Linked DNA regions of Homo sapiens: all the other regions are linked to region 2. A link is a contact called in ENCODE Hi-C or POLR2A ChIA-PET data. All regions are on one chromosome and are shown on one strand. The core of a region is the stretch at or near the end of the contact, and the rest is flanking DNA. Distances in the headings are between cores, read along the strand shown. Region 1 holds the start of MESP2 (mesoderm posterior bHLH transcription factor 2). Region 2 overlaps PLIN1 (perilipin 1). Region 3 holds the start of MESP1 (mesoderm posterior bHLH transcription factor 1).

What was found. Hi-C counts contacts between places; a loop is a spot of excess contacts on that map. ChIA-PET counts read pairs that join two places held with the same protein, here RNA polymerase II (POLR2A). Pooled maps may share reads with other maps.
Region 1: a loop to region 2 is called in a map of endothelial cell of hepatic sinusoid, with 6 times the contacts of the local background. The contact joins the promoter of MESP2 here to the enhancer-like site in region 2. A Hi-C loop is called at or near these places in 1 of 168 maps with a recorded cell type or tissue (endothelial cell of hepatic sinusoid). POLR2A ChIA-PET finds 5 or more read pairs at or near these places in 2 of 52 experiments (OCI-LY7 and WTC11).
Region 3: a loop to region 2 is called in a pooled map, with 4 times the contacts of the local background. The contact joins the promoter of MESP1 here to the enhancer-like site in region 2. A Hi-C loop is called at or near these places in 2 of 37 single-sample maps with no recorded cell type and 2 of 50 pooled maps. POLR2A ChIA-PET finds 5 or more read pairs at or near these places in 3 of 52 experiments (AG04449, H1 and OCI-LY7).

The regions. Positions count from the first base shown.
Region 1 is chr15:89,775,015-89,777,714 of GRCh38, reverse strand. It overlaps MESP2 (mesoderm posterior bHLH transcription factor 2), which reads right to left and starts at 1,383. Exons shown (of 2, transcript NM_001039958.2): 1 at 434-1,383. The coding sequence starts at 1,357. LOC124903550 (a long non-coding RNA gene) reads left to right here and starts at 1,106. Exons shown (of 2, transcript XR_007064751.1): 1 at 1,106-1,425; 2 at 2,664-2,700. RefSeq lists a silencer at 960-1,119.
Region 2 is chr15:89,671,045-89,673,744 of GRCh38, reverse strand. PLIN1 (perilipin 1) reads left to right here. Exons shown (of 9, transcript NM_002666.5): 3 at 331-535; 4 at 2,181-2,263. Among named protein-coding and RNA genes, the nearest start is that of PLIN1, 7.0 kb to the left of the region's middle. RefSeq lists silencers at 333-627, 1,169-1,433. Within about 2 kb of position 1,309, at least 3 of the 41 ENCODE cell types and tissues checked have a DNase peak (open chromatin) inside an H3K27ac peak, as active enhancers do.
Region 3 is chr15:89,749,891-89,752,590 of GRCh38, reverse strand. MESP1 (mesoderm posterior bHLH transcription factor 1) reads left to right here and starts at 1,342. Exons shown (of 2, transcript NM_018670.4): 1 at 1,342-2,082; 2 at 2,364-2,700. The coding sequence starts at 1,360. The coding sequence ends at 2,447. It also overlaps the pseudogene MRPL15P1. RefSeq lists silencers at 1,292-1,721, 1,782-2,071.

The DNA of each region.
Region 1 (2,700 bases), core at 134-2,633, 100 kb before region 2:
AAATTTTGGTTAATATGATTTTTTATGGACGATGAGTCATTCATGAGCCTCATGAATGAACGAATCTTGAAGAAAACTTGAAATCACCAGCTCTAGGCCCATCTACTCAGGAAATGCTGCCCTTACCCTGGGACTTCCTTCCCCCACTGCAGTCTTAATAGCACTTGAAGCCAGCACGCCCACCCTGCTACTTTCCACCCTCTGAGAAAGTCGGCGGGCTCCCCCTCTTTCCCATGGCTGTGAAGACTGCTTGTGGTGACTGTGGAGATGGCCTTAACTTCCCAGGGTCCCATCTCTTCTCCCACGGAGCCGGGGGTTCCTTCCATTCTCCCCTCCGTTAGATAATCCTGGAGTAGATAAGCTGGGATCGAAAAAGTACGAGATTCTCTGCAGACTGGAGGCTGGGGAACACAGCAAGGGCCTCCACACATACCTGGTACACTGCGGCCAGCTCCAAAGTTGCTGGGGCCGCCGTCCAGGGCACTGGTGGGTTCCGGGGCTCTGGGGACGACTGCGTCCAGGGACAGCCTTGGGGTGGCGTCCAAAGAGACGCGTCGGAGGTTGTCCCTTGGGACGAATACGGGGGCGACTGTATCTTGGGGCAGTAAGGGGGTGTTGCCCAGGGATCCGTGTCGTGGACCCCCCTCCCCAGGCGCTCGGGTGCGGCTTGGGCTCCGGGGCAGGCGGACGGGGATCCCCAGGACGCCTCGGCGAGGACGGCGGAGACCAGGCCCGGCCTGCGCCCCTGCCCTTGCCCCTGTCCTTGCCCCTGTCCTTGCCCCTGCCCTTGCCCCTGCCCCTGCCCCTGCCCTTGCCCCTGCCCCTCCGCCTGCGTCTGCGCCTCTGCGGGGCCACGGTCGGGGCACAGCGGGCAGCCCCAAGGGGACCCCGCGTCCCCGCGCTGCCTGCGCCGGCACTGCAGACTCTCCTCGCTGAGACCCAGCACGGCCGATAGGTGGCCGATGTAGCGGATGGCCAGGCGCAGCGTCTCGATCTTGGTCAGGCTCTGGCCGGCCGGCGCCAAGGAGGGAGGCAGAAAGCGGCGCAACTCGTGCAGGGCGCGGGCCAGCGTGCGCATGCGCAGTTTCTCCCGCTCGCTGGCGCTCTGCCGCTGTCCGCCCGCTGGTCCGGTGCGCGCTCGTCTGGGCGTCGTCGCGGCTGCCTCTGCGGCTCGGGAGCTGCAGCTCGGAGGCTGTGGCTGCGGGAGTCCGCGGGCGCCGTCGCAGGGGCACGAACCCGACGAATCGGAGGAGGAGGCCGGGGACGTGGAGTCCCAGTGGCCGGCCCAGCCCCAGCCCTGGGCGAAGATCCAGTGGTCGTGGCCGAGGAGGCTCTGCGGAGGAGGCGACTGGGCCATGGCCGGGCTGCAGGCTCTGGGAGGCTGGGTTGGCCACCTCCAGGCCTGAGCTTTTATGTTGACCAAAGGTGCGAGGTGGCCCCCCGCCAGGTTGCAGAGAGGTGTCAAAACCCACAGAGCCCAGGGAAAGTCTGGGCAGGGGGCCCCTGGGAAAGCGGGCCCATTTGCGGAGGTGTGGATTCTGACTCCTTGGGGGCTCTAAATGGAGGCCCCTGCAGCCCGGGAAGTATGGGAGGGACAATTCGCATCTGGATGGAGCTGCTAAGCTTCTCACCACGCTCCCACCCACGCCCCTGCCCCGTCCACTGCTCACGGTGAGTGCCCGGGAGCCCAACAGAGGCGGGTAGTGCCATGGTCTGTGGGTGCCTCAGGGACCCCGTGAGGAGTGGGTGCCTCTCTCATCACTAACCTCCCGGAGGTCTGTGCCCAGGACGCTGTGCCTACTGTTGTATTAAATAAGGCATCAAGACAAGCCCGGAGGGCCCTGCCCATGGTGGCTGAGGAAGAAGTGCAGGTGGGCCCTTCTGGGGTCCCCAAAATCCACAGTTTCTGATTTGTTGAGTGACACACCAAGAAAGGCATCTCACTGCCCATGGTCTGTATCTACTCTTGAGAAATGGAATAGATTAGGTTGGGGAAGAGGAGTTGGGTACCCTAGGTGATGAAAACCGGCGAAAATGGGTCCCCAAGCCGGCCTCTTTATTGGCTGTGACCTTGGTTAAGTTATTTAGCTCCTCTGAGCCTCAGATTCCCTCATCGGTACCAATAGTGATACAAAATACCTATGCCTAGGATGGTTCCTGGACTAAGTACAGCGATCCCTGTAAAGCACTTAGGCCCTGGCAAGTGAGCTGAAGGTTTGCCATGATCGTTTTATAAAGAAGGTACTGGCCAGGCATGGTGGCTGATGCCTGTAATCCCAGCACTTTGGGAGGCCGAGGTGGATGGATCACCTGAGGTCATAAGTTCGAGACCAGCCTGGCCAACATGCTGAAACCCTGTCTCTACTAAAAATACAAAAACCAGCCGAGTGTGGTGGCAGGCACCTGTAATCCCAGCTACTCGGGAGGCTGAGGCAGGAGAATCGCTTGAACCCGGGAGGCGGAGGTTGCAGTGAGCTGAGATCGTGCCACTGCACTCCAGCCTGGGCGAGTGCGAGACTCCGTCTCAAAAATAAATAAATAAGTAAATAAATAAATAAATAAATAAAATAAAAGGAAAGTACTTAGATTTCAAGGCACTAATGGACTTTATTCATTTAATTCATATTTATTTATTTATTCTCTTTTTTTTGTTTTTGAAACAGACTTGGTCTATCGTCCAGGCTGGAGTGCAGTGGCACC
Region 2 (2,700 bases), core at 60-2,559:
CTCTCTACCAGTAGGTATCAGGGGAGTGAGCTGAGGTGGGGGTGGGAGTGATGGGATCTGACTTGGTCCCTGGAGAACAGAGATTGCCTTGGCAGCTCTCCAGCACCCCGGATGGTGACCAGGAGGACATGGCCGGCTGACTCTTGTTTTCCCCATGGGCTCTCCCACGCTCCCATGATTGGGGCATCTAGAGACCTCTTTGGCCTTGGTTCCTCCCAGGTCGCTTGGACTCAGGCTAGTTGCACCATTGGTCCCCATGACCCCGGGGTCAGCTTCCCGGGAGGCTGGAGAGGGAGGTGGGACAACTTGAATGTGTTCCTTCCGCACCAGGAGCAGGAGAATGTGCTGCAGCGGGTCCTGCAGCTGCCGGTGGTGAGTGGCACCTGCGAATGCTTCCAGAAGACCTACACCAGCACTAAGGAAGCCCACCCCCTGGTGGCCTCTGTGTGCAATGCCTATGAGAAGGGCGTGCAGAGCGCCAGTAGCTTGGCTGCCTGGAGCATGGAGCCGGTGGTCCGCAGGCTGTCCACCCAGTGTGAGTCCTTGCGGCGCTCAGCAGCTGCCTGCTTGTTCACTGCCTACCTTCCAGTCTGTCTGTCCGCCTCTCAGTCTGTCTGACTGTCTGATAACTTGCTTGTCTGTCTGCTTAACTGCCCACATCCCATTGCATGGTCTTCTTATCTATGGCTATAAAGGTATACATACAGATCTCTTTTCTTCTATAGATGCCTATCTATGGCCCAGCTGGCATTTTCCTAGGATAACAATGATGGCCAGAGAATCTGCAGGGGAAGGGAAGGCAGAGCTGTGCAGGCAGTGGTGAGGGTAGGGCCCATGGCAGACCAGACACTCACTGTCGCAGCACAGGCAGCAGCAGCAGCAAGAACCAGCAGAGTCTGGCAGAGGCAGAGGCAGCCGGCACTAGGGGGCCTGGCAGGGCCGGAGGGCACGGAGGGAGGGGAAAGCTGGCTGAGCCCAGCAGCTGATGGTAGCGGCTCATGACGGGTGGGGGTGGCAGAGAGCCTCCAGCCAGGGCCCTAGAGGCAGAAGATGGCTCTCCTACTGGCCTTACCAGATGTGCACCACTCAAATTGTTCTGCCCCATCTGAAAATGTGGTCTCCAAGGCATACACAGGGCTGAGGGAAATCGCAGCAATGCCAAAAAGTCTGGTACCTTCCACCATCCTAATTACAGAATTATGGGTAGCTGAGGACTCCACACAGCAAACAGGAGAGGACCGATGTGAAGTAGGCCCAGGCCCTGTCCCTGGCTACAATCTCCTTAAATAGTTTCCTTGAGTCTCATTCTGCCCAACTGGAAGACAGCCAAGTCATCTGGGCTCTCTGCTGCTTGAGAATTTTGTGAAGAAAAATAAGGTATCTGGCAAAAGAATATATGAAAGAGTATGAAGAACTCTCCTTGAAAGCTGTGGCCCCCATTGGCCATGGCTGCAGAGCCGATGTCCCGGCCAATCCAGGCGGGATCCCCTTGAAGCAGGTGCATCTCTGATGCATGCCCACTCTCCGGGGGCAACTCTTTTCCCTTCCCTGTGACCCTCTTCGGACAGTTGACCATCTCAACACCTAGTGGTTAAAAAGAAGAGCATGGACGGCCTGGGGCCTGCACTGGCTGTGCTGGGAGTTTGTCATGTTGATAGCTAAGCAGGCCCAGCCCCAAGGCCTCACTGCCATCTGCTTCCCTCTCACACCTCTCTTCTCCCTCCTCATGCTCACTCAGAGCCCCCTTGCAGGTCAGGAAGGAAGAGAAGGAGGGAAAGAACGGTACTTGTTGGTGATTCATATAGCTCCCATCATTCTTCTTCACAAAAATCCTGCCAGGCAGGCACCATTAATTCACCTTTTACAAGGTAGGAAGCAGAGGCTCAGACAGGCTGTGACTAGCTGAGGCCACAGGCTTCTTAGATGTGGTCACTTGGCCTTTTGAGTGCAGGTCTGAGCGACTCCAGAGTTCCCACACAGACAGAAGAAACTGGCCCGGGTCTTGAGGAGTCCCTGCAGACAAGGGCGAAAGAGGGCAAAGGGCCTGGGGCCCAGAGATGCTGGGGAGGCAGCAGGCCTTGGGATTTGAGGGCTCCAAGTCACTTCCTTGGCACAGAAGCCACTGCTAGATTCTCATGGGGAGGGGCAGGGCTCACCCAAACTTGGCCCTTTCCTTCCAGTCACAGCTGCCAATGAGCTGGCCTGCCGAGGCTTGGACCACCTGGAGGAAAAGATCCCCGCCCTCCAGTACCCCCCTGAAAAGGTGAGCCCTTCCCACCTCTCGAAGCCTCCCTGCACTCTGTCGTCACCGCCTCTCAGGGAGGAGAGGGCAGGGGCTGCTGATGCCGTGACTGGAAGTCTGTGTCCCATGGTGAGCACCCTCCAAGGCTGGCGGAGAGTGCCTGCTCCCAAGGCCACACAACAGGCTCCTCTTCTCCCTGTGAAGCTAAACGGAGGTGGGGTTTCTGGGACCAGCAGGCACGAGCCCAGAGGCAAACCCAAACAGGAGCTTGAGGCGGGTCCCACTGCCTCCCGATACCGCACCCTGGGATCTGAGGTTCCATAGTCTGCCCTGGACCACTTGGCAACTACAGCTGCCTAAGATCATGAGTCACACTCATTCAGATCCCAGGAGTGTCATCCCATATCCTCAAGATCCAACCTTTTATGGACCATGAGATTGAAGGTCACTTTACCTGG
Region 3 (2,700 bases), core at 93-2,592, 79 kb before region 2:
ATACTTAAAGGTTGATACTGGTGTCTGAAGCTAAGTCCTTCATTAAATCTGTATTTTGGGATTCCGATGTAAAATAGAGTCTGGCCATCCCCAAAGCCCAGCAGAGCCAGTTTCCTCTCTGCCTTTCTCTTTTATGGCCTCTGCCGCATTTTCTACCTCTTCTCCGACCTTTTGGTCGTCTCATGGGTTTCCTGGAGCCAGGATTCCGCTTTAAATTGGTCAGGCTCATGCGCAGCAGGGCCCAGAGCTGCCATAACCTGCGAAAAGAGTTTTATTTCTTCCTTTCTGACCTGTATGTCTTTTGTTTCCTAATTGCATAGCCTAGATCCTCCATCTGGTACAATGTTGAATAGGAGTGGTAAGAGAGACACCCTCGCTTTGTTCCTGCAATCGGGGGGTGGGGGGAAGATTTCAGTCTTTCACTACTCAGTATGAGGCTACCTGTAGGTTCTTTGTAGGAGCCTTTCATCAGGTTGATGAAATTCCTCTCTATTCTTAGTTTGCTGAGAATTTTCATCACGAAGGGTGTTGGATTTTGTCAAATGCCTTTGCTGCGTCATTTCCACTCACATTTCATTGGGAAAACCTGTTATACCTGTCCAATAGCGGCAGAACATCAGGTAAAGGCCAGTGGTGACAGCTGTGGCAACAGGCCAAGCTCCAGACCTTGCCAGGCTAGAGGTGGCCTGGGGTTGGAGCAGGCTTAACCCCCTCCCTCTGCTCAGAAGGTCCAGCATCCTGACCAGACTCGGCAGCTTATTGAATTTGCCGGGGTGCAAGCTTCCTTGCACTGTCCACATGTTCTTACCAGGGAAGGGTCTACCCAGGGCCATCCTGCCTCAAAGGAGAAGTGGTTTACTGTTTTCTCCACCTTTAGAGGGAATGAGGGTCCCTGCTCCTGGTCCTTACTCTACTCCACTGTCCAATTGGCGCATGCCCTGAGGCTCTCATTATACAAATTGGAAGCTAAGGTGCAAAAGAACTAAGAATTTGCATAAGGTCCCCAACAGGTGAAGGCAGGCCCCAAACCTAGGATCTAGATTTCGTTTTTCTGACCCCGCTTCCTTTAACCTGCAGGGCTGGCCCAACGCCCCGGGCTTCACCCAACACTGGGCGCAGGCGGGAAGGCCGAGAGGCTGGGTCGGGCGCCCAAGCGAGGGCCCAGGTGGGGCGAAACAGGCGCAGTCAAGGGGCTGGCACCTTGGCCCCCCGCCGTGGATTCAAAGGGTCAGGCTCCGCCCCCTCCAAGCCCCGAGCCCACTTTGATGTGCTGATGCGGCCTGGAAGGGGCCACTTCACACCTCGGGCTCGGCATAAAGCGGCCGCCGGCCGCCGGCCCCCAGACGCGCCGCCGCTGCCATGGCCCAGCCCCTGTGCCCGCCGCTCTCCGAGTCCTGGATGCTCTCTGCGGCCTGGGGCCCAACTCGGCGGCCGCCGCCCTCCGACAAGGACTGCGGCCGCTCCCTCGTCTCGTCCCCAGACTCATGGGGCAGCACCCCAGCCGACAGCCCCGTGGCGAGCCCCGCGCGGCCAGGCACCCTCCGGGACCCCCGCGCCCCCTCCGTAGGTAGGCGCGGCGCGCGCAGCAGCCGCCTGGGCAGCGGGCAGAGGCAGAGCGCCAGTGAGCGGGAGAAACTGCGCATGCGCACGCTGGCCCGCGCCCTGCACGAGCTGCGCCGCTTTCTACCGCCGTCCGTGGCGCCCGCGGGCCAGAGCCTGACCAAGATCGAGACGCTGCGCCTGGCTATCCGCTATATCGGCCACCTGTCGGCCGTGCTAGGCCTCAGCGAGGAGAGTCTCCAGCGCCGGTGCCGGCAGCGCGGTGACGCGGGGTCCCCTCGGGGCTGCCCGCTGTGCCCCGACGACTGCCCCGCGCAGATGCAGACACGGACGCAGGCTGAGGGGCAGGGGCAGGGGCGCGGGCTGGGCCTGGTATCCGCCGTCCGCGCCGGGGCGTCCTGGGGATCCCCGCCTGCCTGCCCCGGAGCCCGAGCTGCACCCGAGCCGCGCGACCCGCCTGCGCTGTTCGCCGAGGCGGCGTGCCCTGAAGGGCAGGCGATGGAGCCAAGCCCACCGTCCCCGGTTAGTGTCCCCTTCCCCGCGCCCCCTTCGTCCGTGCCCCCGCGCACAGCCCCACCGCCCGCCAAGGTGAGGACCAGGCACCCTGCTGCTCCCCGCCGGCAGCCTGGCCACCTGGCCACCATAGTATGCCCAGGGCTCCAAGAAGCGAAGGCAGGGAAAGGCCACGCAGAGGACTGGGTCTCCCCTCGCTAGGGGCCCCCTGAGAGTGGAGCCCACGAGCGCGGACACCCGCACAAGGCCACCAGTGCTTGAGGGCTGCGCTGTTCCGTCTCTCCCTACAGCTCCTTCCGGGCGACGTGCTGGCTCTGTTGGAGACCTGGATGCCCCTCTCGCCTCTGGAGTGGCTGCCTGAGGAGCCCAAGTGACAAGGGACAACTGACGCCGTCTCTGTGAGCACCGAGGCTTTTTGGCCTCAGCACCTTCGAAGTGGTTCCTTGGCAGACTGCCTTTCCTGGAAGAGGGCACGGGCGATCCCGACGGGGGCATTCCTGCGGGTGAGAGCCGTCCCCACCGCGGCGGCCCTTCTCAGCCCCTCCCTCCATGGAGGGACCCATAGGGCTAGACACTTTGAGGCAAGCAGGAGGCTCTGCCTAATGTGAATTTATTTATTTGTGAATA